Linked DNA regions of Mus musculus: region 2 is linked to region 1. Evidence: chromatin contacts called from ENCODE Hi-C or POLR2A ChIA-PET data. All regions are on one chromosome and are shown on one strand. Each heading gives the region's core, a stretch centred on a gene start or an enhancer-like site at or near the end of the contact. The rest is flanking DNA. Distances are from core to core; before and after follow the strand shown. Region 1 overlaps Stk39 (serine/threonine kinase 39). Region 2 holds the start of Stk39 (serine/threonine kinase 39).

Region 1 (5,029 bases), core at 1,872-4,371:
AGAGCTGTGTTTGCTCTGCTGGCGGTGATTGGCGCAGAGTGTTAACATCGCTGGTCTCCAGAGTACATTTCTATTTGATCACTTGAGAGGGATGCCGTCCTCTAGGTTAGCTGTGTATAAGTCTTAATGATGACGGGTAGGGTTGGCCAGAGTTCAGGTGGTGAGTGAGCAGGTCAAATGCGAATTCTTTATGTCAAGGGGTTGGGTAGAGTTTGCCTATATGTTTCTCCATATAAAACATCAAGATCTCTAGTCTCTTTTTAAAAATATTTGTGTGTATGTTTATATGTGTATATGTATAAATGTATATGAACACACATACATCATGCATATATATTTATATATGCATGTACACATGTTTGTGATACAGCACATGTGTGGAAGTCAGAGAGCAACTTTGTGAAACCCATTTCTTCCTGCTGCCATCTTGTGGGTTCTGGGGTTCAAACTCAAGTCACCAGTCCTGCATGACCAGCACTTTTCCTTACGGAACCACATCCCTGGCCGGCATTGTCTCTTCCTTCAGAATACACATTGCTTGTCCTTGAGGCCAGAATACATGTATAGCTCCACTATGATCTGTAATTCATCTAAGGAGAGAGCCCTGCAGGGTCAGATGCTGAGCCGTGGTCTGTAGTCTTCGCTGCCCCAGTTCTCCTGCTGCCTTTCTCTCCACTCTCCTTCCTGTGTCCTCTTCCTCACACTCCACTTGTTAAGGCACGGCCTTTGGGAACAGACCCAGCTTGGAAACATTCCTGGGGCAGCTGTTGGAGACACTGGGCAGTTCCTTCTTCAAGCCTTTGTTCTTATCTGTGACGTGGGGCTGAGTAGTTATCTCAGAATTGTTAGTACTGGTTGTATATTCCTTATCCAGAATGTGTGGGAACAGAAGAGATCAGATTTTGAAATATTTGCATAGAGTTTACCATTGAGTCAAGCTAATCTTGCCAATTAGCCAATTAATCCTGTTTCGATTAAGTAATGTATTAGTGTCTTTTGCCAAATTTAGTAATTTATGCTAATTACAATAGATGTCATTGTTTTGACTATTTTTTCCACTAATTATTTTATGTAAGTTTTGTTGTTGATGATGTTTCTTTTTTATGGAACTAGGAACCAAATCCAGGCTTTGTGCATACAAGGCAAATGTCTTATGGCTTAAATTTCTTCCTCTGGAGGTGAGAACCAGCGGTAGGGTGCCCTGGATTTGATTGCAGCACTGCAGATTTTTTTTTTCTTTTTTAAGCATACATTTTGTTTAGATAGCAAAGCAATAATCGCTGATTTAAAAAAAAAAGGTAAAAAGTTACAAATGCATGAAAAGTAAAACTCACCCATTAGCCTACTCTCAAACTTTCAGAAGAGGACAACCATTAATACTTCGGTATTTAGTCTCACAAACTTTGCGTTGTGTTCATAGTCTTTTATAGCCTATAATTTTTATTTAACATATACTTATTTTGCTCTTGTCACACTCTAGGATGAGCAATGCTGCTTGCTTTCAGAGCTGGTGTGTGGCGGTGTATACCTTTCATCCCAGCACTTGGGGAGCTAAGGCAGGTAGATCTCTGTTTTTGAGCCCAGAGAAACCTTGTCTCAAAAAAAAAAAACCCACAATTTTTTAAAAAAGTGCTTTTAGTATTTTTCATGAAAATTTCAAGTATATGGCAAAGTTAAAATAATGTAGAGAAATCCAAGTCTGTCATTCATATATATATATATATATATATATATATGTATATATATATATATATATACACACACACACACACACACACACACACATACATATACACTTTTTTTTCCATTTTGTGATGCCAGGGAATAAAAACTGACCTCTTAGACCCAAACAATCCTCCTGCCTCAGCTCCCTGAGTAGCTGGGACTGTAAGCACAGACTGCTTATCCAGCTGCTTTGGACATCTTGCTCCTTGCTGGGCAGGGAGCCTGGCCTGACTGGTAAGAAAGGCGCCGCTGTGTTTCAGTCAGCACTGAGCTGATTCCTGTCAGCCCTCTCGACTCAGGCTGTGCATTCCTCTCTCGCTCTGGCCTCTGGTTCCCTGGACAAGGACATGGGGAACTGTTTCTCACTTCTGTAACTCCCAACTTGTTTCTGGTGTGAAGAAATTTCCCAGTTCACCTGGTCCTTTTGTTTGAATGACAGGTTCATTCTTTGCCTTAGTTTGGTCACAGTTGATGGAGGGCAGGAACCTTGGCGGACCCAAAACTACCTGTGGCTTATGTCACTCCAGTGACTCTTTCTAAAGTTGCCCCAAGGTGCCTACCAGAAGGGCGAGACCAGGTGTGGCAGCCTTACTTTGTGTACAGTTCTCAGCAGGGCACCTGTGCTGTACCCAAGGACAAGTGGACGGTGCTTGTTAAGCCCTCGGAATCCCCGGGCTGCTGCCGCTCCAGGTGCACCTGGCGCCTTTCACAAGCTTTTTAAGAACACACATCTGGCCTGCAGGCTTTATGGCTGGCCTTTTGCTATGTTCCAAGTGGCAGGAGGTCCTGGGTGTAGAACAGGTCCTGTGTTTCCACTCCTCGTTCCACATTCCACGGTGTTTAATCTCAGTATCACGTCAGCACCATGATAGGGGCTTGTGTTTGACACTGCCAACACCCCTGGCATGATCTTTCTCTTGGACACAGCTTAGGACAAAGTGCTTCCTAGGAGATGAGGCCCTGACTTTATATATAGCTGAGCTTCACAGGGCTAAACACCATTCTTAAAAATTATTATTATTGGCTTCATCTTTTTTGTTCTGTTTCCAAGTGTGTTTGATTTTTGGCCACCTAAAGCAGATTGTCTAAGATCTGAATCACCCACATTTCTGGATTTTCCCCTCAGATAATTTCCGTTCTCAGTGAATGTCTGTACAGGGAACCAGTGTCTGACTTAGTTCCTTATCCCAATTCACTTTCTCTTCCCTCTTGCAGGGAGAGCCCCTCTAACTCTGAGATCTCAGGCTCTTGGTGCATGGGAGATTGGTCCTGACTCTTCCGCTCTACATTCTAGGTACATCTGTCACTTCAGTAGACACTTTCACTTGTCACAGGTTCAGAGCAGGGGACCTGCTGCTGGCCTCTAGTGGTTGAAGCGAGATGCCATCACACATCCTGTAACACGCAGTGCAGTACGCTACCATAAAGAGTTATCAGCTCCGTCTATCAGTAGTGCTGGGTTGATGTTTATAGATAGAGATCCCTTTGTGAAACTGTTCTAGAAGTGGCATCATATGACACATGAAGCAGGGCCACACTGTTCCCTCCCAGGAAGCTCATCACCACAGCCAGCCCGAGGACCACAGCCATGCATTAAGTGGGAAGCAGAGATGAAAATGTGTGCACACCATCTTCTGTGGATGACCATAGCCGTCTAGTTTACTGATTGGATTTGTCTTCCGACCTATTTTTTTCTTTTCTCTTGCTGTGTGCTAGAGTTGTCCATGCCCAGTCTTGAAGCAGTGTCTGTCTAGGCAGTCCTTCTGTCTGTGAAGTAACCCTTCTGCCTGAACTCCTCAAGCACATAGAACGATAAGCCTGCATGATATCTTCAGGGTACTCTTTGTTTCCAAATATCTCAATGTTTGCCCAAACTTTTGTGTATTATGTCCCTTACGATTTTAGTAACTCAGTTCCTATGCGTCATTATTGGGGTCCAGCCACTTGTGCTTAGGACTTGGGTTGGTGAAGGCATCTTTGGGGCAGAACTCAGTGCATCATGACTGACTGTTCGTTGATGACCAAGTAAACAAAGAGGCAATTCCTTCTGCTTTTTAGAGGGATTCACACAGGAGGACTTCCATGTGCCAGAAGGACCTAGATACAACTTTTTATTGGACCACCTTTGAAAAGAAATGTTAACTTGGGCCAAGTTTTGTCAGGCACAAAATGGGGTTAAGGCACTTTTAAGGTGGATGGGTGGGTATGATGTGCGTAGACCATGTCTAGACTTGGTGTTTTACTATGATCTCTGTGGAAGCTAGTCAGAACTTCGAGTAATGGCAGTATATCTACTCCTGTCTCCAGGGGCTTGTTCAAAAGGTACGTTGCTCTGACTCTTGTAAGTCAGGAGTGAGAACAGAGAACAGTTTGTTCTCATAACACATATGCCTTCCTCATTCCACATCATAAAGCCATCAGCCAGTGAACAAGGGCAGATTTCCCCCTGTAGGCTGTATCCTGGAGTCTGTGTTTGGGAAGTTTCGCTGATCATGAACATGGGTCTCTCTCAGGAAGCACTGTGGTCCTGGAGCAGGAGGCCCACCGCTAAGGAAGATGGACCAGGACTCCTAGCTCTCTGGTTCTCCAGTGAAGTTGGGGGGGGGGGGTTCTCCACCTGTCCAGAAGGCCTTGCCTCTTCCTAGTTGTTTCCTGTTTCTCTGAAGCCATTGACAGAGTCATTTTTCAAAGCTGCTACAGCAAGTGTGACAACCCCTGTTGTCTGTTCTTTACTTTTCATGATAACTAGAGATTTCTTATGATTGAGTGGTCTCCCTGGAACATGATTTTGACTCTGTATTCTAAGAAATCTTTTTGGAATCAGAGCAGGAAGCCCAGCTAGACAAAGGTCCTTGTGATTTGGGGCGAGGAAGGGGCAGGGGGCAGGGAAGGTGGCCTTTGCCTTCAGAGGTCTGGAAGGGCTCGGGAATGAGAAGAGAGCTGTGGGCAGCTTCTCTCAGCTCCCAGCTACATTCCTTCAGGACTGCTTATATTCCACACACTTGTAAATGATTTGTGTATAGTTCGTCTCATCCTTCACTGAATTGAGCCTGTGGATCCAAGGATCTAAAGTCATTACAGCCGGAGCATTTTGAGAAGTTTTCTTTTACACTTGTGGCTTAAGGGGCTACAAGGCTGGCTTTCTGAGTGGACCCTTGATGGCCAGAGCCTACTGACTCTGAAATGAATGTTTGTAGTTTCCTGACATAAGGACAAAATAAACAGCCCAGGCTTGCCTATAAATACACACCAGTGCCCCTCTGTGCTAGAACTCTGGGTCTGTGTGGGTTCTCAGAGGCCTCTC
Region 2 (4,611 bases), core at 699-3,198, 41 kb before region 1:
AGAACATTGGCGTTTCCAGTCTTCTGTTGCAACCTAATCTTCAGTTGAAAAGCACTAACAGCCTTGAGCTCATGAGAATTCTTACAAATGGCTTCCCTGGTGGTCATTTAGAAAGTGGTTGGCTGAGGACAGATATCTGGCCTCTGAGGAGGGAACAGTCGTTCTTTGTGGGAAACCAAGTGGTCTGGGGTTGCTGCCTCGATTCTGTGAATCATGTTTTCCTAGCATGTCTTAAAGGCTTTCCTGGCCTTCACAATCCCATTTCACGATCAAAAGTCAAGACATAACTTCATATGACAACGTGGAGGAATGCTCTGTTAATCTTGTCTCTTTTTCCTTTAAAAGCAGTCCTTAAAAGTTCTTTGGATGAAATGGGAGCAGCTCAGGGAGAGGTAACCAGTGACTTGGGATAACTGCCCTGTTCATCAGAGGCCTAGAGTTTGTTTATGAAGTAGTCTATTTCTTGACATAAATTAAAACAAATATGCTGGCTTTTTAAAAAATAGTATATCTGCACAAAAGGAAATACAAGTTCTTAGCAGCATAAATATTAGCTCTTTGAGCAAGTCATGCTAGTTGCTAGTTTATCCATCTGTCCCATAGTGCCCTAAGAGGTTAAGTAAACAGTTAACGTCATTGCTTTTGCCAGACAACTGGTTTTTCTCCTAGCAAATGTCTAAGTTTCTTTTGAATTATTTTTTAAAGAGTTTAAGGAGATTTTTATTTTTATCCCTTTAAGAGTTTCATGGCTCTCCTGTGCTTTGTTCTTTCTCAAGCCTGGCTGTCTCGTGAGAACCAGCCAGCCTAATGTCAGCCACATAACGAATACGCCTATTGAGTCAGAGTACCATTCCAGCCTGAGACAAGAATCTTTTAATAGTGGTCACCTCTGTGAGGGATGAGAGTTGAACATTCAAATGTGACACCTGCAATTAGAAAAATCTCTGGTTTTGCCACAGCTATTTTAAAGATGAGGTAATTTGGGGAGTGTTGAAAAAGCAGCATTTATTCAAAACTTTCCATTGCAGTTAATTTATGCCCCAGTAGGTTCATAGTGTTCTGTCAAGAAACTTGCTGTCTGACCTTAGGGTCTTAAAGGGTTAATGTGACTGTTTATGTATTCATTTGTACTTGGTATCGAACCAAGGACCTTAAGTGTATTAAGCTGGCACTTTACCTCCGAGCATGGTTTTAAGCACATAAAAAGTGCTGGGGATAGAACCATAGCATGCTAGGCCTGCGCTCTGATTTTGTTACACTCCTTTCTCCTCTCTACTTCTTGTAACTTCACTGCCCCTGACATCACCTTCCTAGGGTCCAAGTGTCTTTGAACAAAAGAGAAAGCCGGGGATTTAGGGAGTCGGGTTTCATTTCAGAGCAGCACTGGCGATTTCATTAGGCAAGGTGCGAAAGGGCTCCTGCCAGGTAAAGCGCCGGAAAGTTACAAGTTGGGTTATTTTTTAACCGGCGTCCTACAAAACCGACGCCGTGTAGGTAGGTGTCTCCCTCGCTAACTTGTAAAAGAACTCCAGGTTCTTTCGCTCGCTCGGGGAGAGTTAGCAGGCTGAGAATCTGGCAGCCGTTCAACGACCCCGCCCTCGGAGTCCCAGGGGGGCTTCTTCGGGAGAGTGCGATTGTCTAGGGCGGAGGCGCGGCAGGGCAGGAAGGGAGCGGGGCAAGCCCCGAAATCACCCCCCGAAGCCGCCCGGCTCCCAGCGCGTGGAAACTTCCCTGGCGGCGAGCAGGGCGGGAGGGGGCGGCGGTTCCCCTCGGCGCTGAGAGCACCGTGCGCGCGAGGATCGGGGCGCGCGGCGGGCGCGGCGGCCGCCGCCTCCTCCCGTCCCCGCCTCCGCGGCGCAGCCTCCTCCCTCCGCCCCGCTCGGCCTCCGGCTGGCTCCCTCCCCTCGTGGCAGGCTCCGGCGGCGGCGGCGGCTGCGGCGGACGGGGAGGGCGTGCGCCGGCCGAGAGGTGTGGGCGACGAGGCTAGGGAAGTTTCAAGTGGAAGGTCGTCCGCCGGCCGGCGCGTCCCCTCACTCTCCTCCCGCAGCATCATGGCGGAGCCGAGCGGCTCGCCTGTGCACGTCCAGCTTTCCCAGCAGGCGGCCCCGGTGACAGCGGCGGCGGCGACGGCCCCGGCGGCCGCGACATCAGCACCAGCCCCGGCCCCGGCCCCGGCTCCGGCGGCGTCCGCAGCCCCGGCCCCGGCTCCAGCTGCTGCTCCAGCCCCGGCCCCGGCAGCTCAGGCGGTCGGCTGGCCCATCTGCAGGGACGCGTACGAGCTCCAGGAGGTTATCGGTCAGTGCGGAGGGTGCTGCGGGGCCGGTCCAGGCCGGGCGCCGAGACTGGGCGGGAGTGGGTGCGGGATGCGGTTCTCCTGCCTGCCTGCACGCCCAGAGGCAGAGCGGCCGGCTTCGGGGCCTACCGGCTTCAACAGTTATTTTATTGTCTTTTTTAATTTTTAATTTGTCCCTTCCTTCCCTGAGCGCGGCTGCTGCAGGAGGTGGCGCGGCGGATGTGACTCGCACTGCAGACGAGCTGCAGGCTGCAAACTTTTATCTCCCGGATCGCCGGGGCGGCGGAGCTGGAACCCAGTAACGCCGCATCCTCCTCCCCCCTCGAGCCCTGGGGCCGCAGCTCGTGGCCGCTGACCACGCGGATGGGCTGCCTGGGCGGGGTGGGGATGCGGGGGCGCCGCCCTGGGCTTCCGCGCCCCCGCGCCGTGCTGGGTGAAACGCGTCCTGGGAGACCCTGCGGGCGCAGCCGCGCCTCTGCCTCCTGCCATGACCTCTCGGTGGGTAGCCCAGCCACGTAGTAGTGGCAGAGGCCCAGGCGCCTGCCCAGACCAGGGAGGATGCTGGCCTTCTTCTGACAGCCGCCGCATGCTCGCCCTGCAACCCGGCTCTGCGCGCGGTGCGCCCGGTACCTGCCTCCCTCCTTGCGGGCGCGCCGCCTGCTGCCAGCCCCGGGGCCGGTGAGCGGCCGCGCTGGCCTTCTGCCCTGCTCCGGGAGGATCTGCTGGGGTGAAACTCGAGGCTGTCCACGATCCGCGCCCAGCCTTTCGGTGTCTCCTAGGCAGCTCACTAATACCATCTTATCTTACATTTTTAAATACCTGGCAAAGTCGAAAGGCAAGAAGCCCGCGTTACTTTTCTTTGAGCCAAACACGTGTAGGGCCAGGATATTTGTGGTGTCCTCTAGCTTAGAACCTTACCTAAAGGTTCATTCACTTAGAAGTTTTGTGCCTCACCGATGCTGCCAGGCAAAGTGGGCCCCATCATATAACCTTATGAACTCTGGACTGGGGATGTTGCTGGCTCATAATCTTGATATTTAAAGATGGGGACGGGGGGAAATTCAAGTTATCTTTTTCTTTCATTTAAAAAAGATTTCTCTATTTTTCCCTTGAACAATTATAATTAACATAATTAATATAATTTCACTAGACACTCAAAGGAACCCCTTTTATGTCGTGTGTGAATGAGACTTCCAGCAATGCATAAATATACATAAATATATACATACATATATATGTATATATGTATGTATCTATTTGTGTGTTTGATAGGCAGAAATGTGTATATGTGTAGTAATTATGTACTTTGGTATGCAAAGGCTGCTTATAGTCTTTATAGACATTTATAGACAAAATTCTCCTAGTATCTTTCATAACTTTTAGCTAAAGACTCTTCAGGGATGGATCTTGACGTTTCTGTCAGGATTTAATAACACCAAGAGCTTTCAAAGCCCAGAGTCCTCAGTGAAAACTATTTTAGCTTGGGATGTAAGGCTCTTCACTCTGAACTTCTTTGCTGCTCCTTGAGTTCTTGCATTCTCACAGTGATTGCTGATTGCTGTCATTGCAGGCTCTTCCCTACCATGCTCACACACACAATGGACATGCATATACATACATACATACATACATACATACATACATACATGTGTATTGATATTGAAGACTGAACCAGGACCATTCCTAGGGACCTTTACCTAGTCAGTCTTGCTCAGCGTCCAAGGACAAAGTGAATGTCTTTGGAGAAGCTCACACTTCTCCCAGGACATGTTAAGTGGCTCCTTCTGACCCCTTCTTTGTCTACTCTGCAGTCCCTATCCTCATTGTTATTGATTGCTCACCAAGTCTTGGGGCCTTCTAGGTTCTGTGCATGTGTTGGCAATGCAGGCAGGCATGATTAAATCATGTGCTGATGAGTTAGGAGATAAGGGAGAATGATCCTGTAGGATGTGCTGAGGGAGTGCTCGGAGACGGAGGGAGACAGATACTCTGCATGGCAGAGACTGGCTGATTCTGCACTGAAGTCCCAGTAAGAGCTTGTAAGGTGCTGAGTTATTCCTGCTGCTGCCTTCCGTAAGCAACTCTGAATTGAGTTGGTTGGTCTCTCCCACCACACAGTTTTCCCTAGGATCCAGAGCAATTTACATACAACTAATTTATATTCTCATATTGTTAATCATTAGGGTTAAAATGTAAGCCTTGACTCTGGGAACAGTATTTTGAGCTGGCTTCTTTTGTGAGTTAAGGAATAAAATCTTTTTAGTTTAAGTAGGATTAATTACAAGGCCTTCTCTGCTTGTGGCATCAGTGTTAATTAT

What was found. Hi-C counts contacts between places; a loop is a spot of excess contacts on that map. ChIA-PET counts read pairs that join two places held with the same protein, here RNA polymerase II (POLR2A).
Region 2: a map of heart shows a loop between it and region 1 (4-fold over the local background). The contact joins the promoter of Stk39 here to the enhancer-like site in region 1. A Hi-C loop is called at or near these places in 11 of 37 maps with a recorded cell type or tissue (T-helper 1 cell, T-helper 17 cell, T-helper 2 cell and 3 more). POLR2A ChIA-PET finds 5 or more read pairs at or near these places in 1 of 5 experiments (Patski).

The regions. Positions count from the first base shown.
Region 1 is chr2:68,428,748-68,433,776 of GRCm38, reverse strand. The region is part of intron 1 of Stk39 (serine/threonine kinase 39); the gene reads left to right. Among named protein-coding and RNA genes, the nearest start is that of Stk39, 41 kb to the left of the region's middle. Within about 2 kb of position 3,121, at least 1 of the 3 ENCODE cell types and tissues checked has a DNase peak (open chromatin) inside an H3K27ac peak, as active enhancers do; it is heart, where a contact is called at or near this core.
Region 2 is chr2:68,469,318-68,473,928 of GRCm38, reverse strand. Stk39 (serine/threonine kinase 39) reads left to right here and starts at 1,948. Exons shown (of 18, transcript NM_016866.2): 1 at 1,948-2,295. The coding sequence starts at 2,052. It overlaps Gm13596 (a long non-coding RNA gene), which reads right to left and starts at 965. Exons shown (of 4, transcript XR_866392.3): 1 at 1-965.